2 separate regions of the Homo sapiens genome follow, and region 1 is linked to region 2. A link is an interaction called in ENCODE POLR2A ChIA-PET data of the cell type or tissue named here. Cell type or tissue: OCI-LY7. All regions are shown on one strand. Region 1 overlaps AMZ1 (archaelysin family metallopeptidase 1). Region 2 overlaps TTYH3 (tweety family member 3).

The links. Peaks named below come from ENCODE experiments on the same cell type or tissue, not always from the same donor. Only the 100,000 strongest peaks of a DNase experiment are listed, where the experiment ranks them.
Region 1: POLR2A ChIA-PET joins it to region 2 with 22 read pairs; 7 of 35 experiments call an interaction of 5 or more read pairs at or near these places.

Annotation. Positions count from the first base shown.
Region 1 is chr7:2,698,057-2,700,556 of GRCh38, reverse strand. AMZ1 (archaelysin family metallopeptidase 1) reads right to left here. Exons shown (of 7, transcript NM_001384743.1): 2 at 1-323. The coding sequence starts at 105. Among named protein-coding and RNA genes, the nearest start is that of AMZ1, 11 kb to the right of the region's middle. RefSeq lists an enhancer at 1,096-1,175. In OCI-LY7, no CTCF peak of the experiment used is centred here; a DNase peak (open chromatin) is centred at 1,506.
Region 2 is chr7:2,640,106-2,642,605 of GRCh38, reverse strand. All of the region lies in intron 1 of TTYH3 (tweety family member 3), which reads right to left. Among named protein-coding and RNA genes, the nearest start is that of TTYH3, 9.4 kb to the right of the region's middle. RefSeq lists enhancers at 126-797, 798-1,469, 1,420-1,559 and a silencer at 740-979. In OCI-LY7, no CTCF peak of the experiment used is centred here; DNase peaks (open chromatin) are centred at 645 and 1,025; H3K4me3 peaks cover 1,029 bases; H3K27ac peaks cover 1,158 bases.

The sequences.
Region 1 (2,500 bases), 58 kb before region 2:
GGCGGACACATACAGCTGCTGCAGGGCTGCGTCAGTGGAGACCAGAGCGTCCTTCAAGGCCCGGGGCCCGAAGCTGAACTCCTGTGCGGGTCTACACTGCAGCATGGTGGGCGGGCAGGGCCTGGCCACTCCTGGGAGCCCCTGCTGCTGTCCATGGGCCACCCGGGGGACGGCCACGGTCTCGTCCAGAATCTTCCCTCGGGCTGATCCGAGTGGCTACCGGGGGCTCCCTGCAGACAGACACTGGTCCAAGGGCCCTTAAGGCCCAGCTCTGCCTGGTCCTGGACGCTCTCAGGCATGGGCGCTTCTGGGCCCACAGCACCCTGTGGATGACACGAACAGGGGTCCCCTCACTGCCGAGCACACAGGGCCCGATGTCCCAGGCAAGGGATGGGCCGCTCCTGCCCAGGCCTGGGGAGAAGCTCTGCAGAGGACGAGGGTGTCAGAGGGAGCCCTGGCCCCTCCAGGACACAGCACTGCCACCCAGCGAGGTTGGAAGGACACATTCAACCACTTCATCTTCTCTAGCAGGTTGGGTCCCATGGGCCACCCAGGGGACGGTCACAGTCTCTTCCAGAAGCTTCCCTCATCCAGAACTGGGTATGGGGAAGTACCTCCCACTCGGCAGGGGCAGGGACATGTGTCCATGGGCCCCCACAGAAGGGCAAGGGCCCCCAAGGCCATTCTTCCATTCCCTCTTACCAGCCAACTCTGTCTAGAGGCCTTGGAGGGAAGAGAGACCTCCTCCCCTCCCTGCAGAGCTAGAAGGGCCCCTCCAGGTGGAAACCAAATGCTCCTCTCCACGGCATGATCACAAAGTGTGCATCCTCACCTGGGTCCCCCCATCGCCTGGGGTTCCTCCTTACCCAGAGCCCCCATCATCTGGGATTCCTCCTCACCCAGAGCCCCTATCACCTAGGGACCCCCCAACACCCAAGAACTCCCATCACGGCAGCTCTTCATCCCAATTACAAGCTTTCCTAGCAGGTCCCTGTGCGCCCAGCAAGCATATGTTTGGGGGGGGGCGGGGGTACGCAGCCCCAACAGCACGCAGACGTCCCCAGGACACACGTGAGGGCCCGAGATCCAGATGAAGCAGTCAGGGCAGGCGTTTGTGCCAAACCCCACCAGCTAGAAACAGGGAGAAGTGGAGAAGCAACAGCGGATTTCAACACCCAGGACGGACCAGGTAGGGAGGAGACGGTGGGGGGTGTGGAGCTGGCAGAACCGTGACAAAGCCGCCCTGCAAAACAGATGCTCTGACCGGAGCAGCAGCAGCTAGGCAACCCCACACTTAGGAACACGCCTGAGAGTCGTCACCGCACACTTGGTTCCGGGCTACATTTATGTCTCTGTTCAGAGACTGTGAGACCTGCCAGGGCGGATGGAGAGTGGGCTGGGCAGGGGAAGCCTCGCAGAACAGATAAAAGCAAAGGGGTGGTTGTGGGGAGAGGCTAGAAACGAACCAGAAACCACAGAAGGGGGATGCACAAATAATATAGCAAGGCAGGTGCAGCTAAGGACGTGTGAATAGACCCTTATGAATCAGCAGCCCTCGGACAAGCTTCCTGTAGAAAGCTGAGCTAGACACGCAAAACCCACTTGTCTGCGACCGTCAAGTTGCAAGACCTGCCAGTCCTAGCCGGAAAACCAGAAACAGCTATGTTTTTGCAGGGAGAATGAACAGCCCTATTCTCTAACTAACCCTGATTTCTTTTTTAGAGATAGGGTCTCGCTGTTTCGTCCAGGCTGGAGTGCAGTGGTGCAATCATAGCTCACTGCAGCCTCCAACTCCTGAGCTCAAGCGATCCTCCTGCTTCAGCCTCCCAAGTAGCTGGGAATACAAAGTGTGTACAATGTCCTGCTAATTTTTGTATTTTTTGTAGAGACGGGGGTCTCACTATGTTGCCCAGGCTGGTCTCAAACTCCTGGGCTCAAGCAATCCTCTCTCCTCAACCTCCCAAAGTGCGTCAGCCACTGCACACAGACCCCCCGAGCCCCAACTTCTTTTTGTTTTTTTAGATGGAGTCTTGCTGTGTCGCCCAGGCTAGAATGCAGTGTCGTGATCTGGGCTCACTGCAACCTCCACCTCCCGGGTTCAAGCAATTCTGCTGCCCCAGCCTCCCAAGTGGCTGGGATTACAGGTGCCCCCGACCATGCTAGGCTAATTTTTGTGTTCTTAGTAGAAACAGGGTTTCACCATGTTGGCCAGGCTGGTCTCAAACTCCTGACCTCAAGTGATCCGACTGCCTCTGCCTCCCAAAGTGCTGGGATTACAGGCATGAGCCACCACGCCTGTTTGGTTTTTTTGCTTGTTTTTTGTTTTGTTTTTTTTAACAGAATGGTTCTAGCTCTGTGCCCAGGCTAGAGTATAGTGGCACAATCATGGCTCACAGTAGCCTCCTGAGTAGTGGCAACATGGGCATACGTACCACGCCTGGCCCACTAACTCCAGTGTCACACATTCATCTGGAAAATACATGTATATGTGCTCATATTC
Region 2 (2,500 bases):
CAGGCACATATCACCACGCCTGGCTAATTTTCTTTTTCTTTCTTTCTTTTTTTTTTTTTTTTTTTTTTGAGACAGAGTCTCTGTCACTGAGGCTGGAGTGCAGTGGCATGATCTCGGCTCACTGCAACCTCCACCTCTCAGGTTCAAGTGATTCTCCTACCTTAGCCTCCTGAGTAGCTGGGACTAGAGGCATGCACCAACACACTTGGCTAATTTTTGTATTTTTAGTAGAGACGGGGAGTTCACCACGTTGGCCAGCCTGGTCTTGAACTCCTGACCTTAGGTGATCTGCCATCTCGGTCCCCCAAAGTGCTGGGATTACAGGCATGAGTCACTGTGCTTGGCCTCTGCCCTAATTTTTAAAAAAATTTTTTGTAAAGACAGGGTCTGGCTATGTTGCCCAGGCTGGTCTTGAACTTCTGGGCTCAAGCAATCCACCTGCCTCGGCCTCCCAAAGTGCTGGATTACAGGTGTGAGCACCGCGATTGGCTGAGGCAGCTTTCTCTTGTTCTTGCCTGGATGGGGCCAGCTGCAAACGGAGCCTCGCTCCTCAGCCCCTGGGGGCCAGAGGCCAGGCTTCGGGGCCCCTGCCAGGACAGCCTCACTTGGCTTCCCCCAACTGAGGAAGGAGATGGCGCCTCCCTCAAAGGGAGCCCACTTGGGCTGCCCGGGTCCCAGCCCACCACTGCGAGCATGCAGAGCCTGGGTGTCAGGGTGCTCAGCAAACCGGGCAGCTGCTTCATCCCACGTCAGAGCCCCGGCACCCAACGCGCCAGGCCTGAGCCCAGCTGTCTGCGGGGAGCGTGCCGTGGCCAGCCTGGCCTCTGCACCCACTTCCCGAAGCCAGATTCCCAGCAGACGGTCTCCTGCGGGGCACCGGGCCAGCGGCATTCCTACGGTGGCCCAGCCACCTCTCTCCACCGGGCTGGCGGCCCCTCCGCCCCTCCCTGGCCCATTCAGAGAAAGAATGGGAACTGTCTGATCAGCAGCTGGGCTCTGACCAAATGGAATTTTCCGTCTGTGGTGGAAGTGATGTAAGGGCTCGGTCAGGCGAGGCGAAAACTGCACGCTGGGTTCCGCGGAGCACACGGAGAGGACTCAACTGCCACACATGTGCCAAGGGGGCTGGGGGCGACCCCCTCCTGCAGCCTCAGTCCCCCTGCCCCCACCCTAGGGCTCCTGGTCTCGGCCCTGGGCCACCCCCTCCTTCTCCAAGCCCCTGCAGCCCCACAGCCACAGACGGCATCCATGGGGGATGCCCCCTCCCACCGTGAGCCCAGACTCCCCCGACTGCCCCGCAGCCCCCAAAATGCAGCCCCCAAAACCCCACCAACTCTGGAAACACCCAGCCAGCCAGAGAGCCGGGGCCTGAAGCCTTACTCTGTCCCAGATCAGGTTGCTACCGATAGGATCCCAGTATACCCTGGGCCAGAGCAAGACCTCCCTGGCCTGGCAGGGATGCCTGGGGCACTGGCTGGTGAGGAGCGGGCAGGGCTGGGGTGTGGCTCGGGGCAGGGCTCTGTGGCCTCTACACCCAGGCATATGCTGTCCCTGGGCCTGGAGCCTTCCCCTTCAGGGAAGCCCCATTGTCCCCATACACAGGCCATCTCCTCCAGGATGTCCCCAGGATATTAGAGACCCAGGCCCAAACCCGGTGCTGCAGCCTTTGCTCTGTGTGAACCTCGGCTGGCTCCGCACTTGTAAGGCGAGACCCCCAACCTGACCTGGCTGCCTGCACAGGTGGGTGGCCCCAACCCAGCCCTGCTTGGAGAAGGGAGGGCCCAGTGAGCCACAAGGCCTTAGGACGGCCCACGGGGCACTTGAGCAGACGACGTGCACGAGCAGCTGTGAGGCCTGTGCCCCACGCCTGCCGCGGCCTCCTGGCCATGCCCACTCTGCCTCCAGGCCCTGTCTGGACGTGACTCCCATCAGCCACACAGACACAGGCACCCCCCAACGCAATGCCAGGCTCAGCGCCAGCACAGGCCACACCACACCAGGCTGCCAAGGTGGGAGGGCCATGCATGACAGCAGGGCAGGGCACACTGCCTGCCACCTGCACAGGTGGCTGCTGCTGGGCATCCTGGTGGCTCCCGGAGCACCTGGTGGCAGGACCTGGGCCTGGCAGCGTGTGAGGAAGCATGCCACTCGGGAGGGTGCACAGCAAGTCACGGCCGGCCTATGGAACACACGTCCCCCCCCACACACACACAGGCGGCTGCTCTACATGCACACGCCTGGGAGCAGCTGCCCACCCCGCTACCCTGCGCCACGGACCCACACGCCGCTCTGTGCCACCAACCTGTGGGCTACCGTGGCGCGTGGCTGGGCTGAGGAGGCCCTGGCCCACTGGGGGGTGCTCACAGGGACTCTGATGAGAAGTTTGGCCCGATGCAGCCTCCAGCCCCAGCCACAGGCAGTGGCCACGATCCCACCACCCTGCCATTCCAGCCACGGCTGCTCGCTCCTCGGCTGGACACTGCTGCGGGTCTGCCCTGAG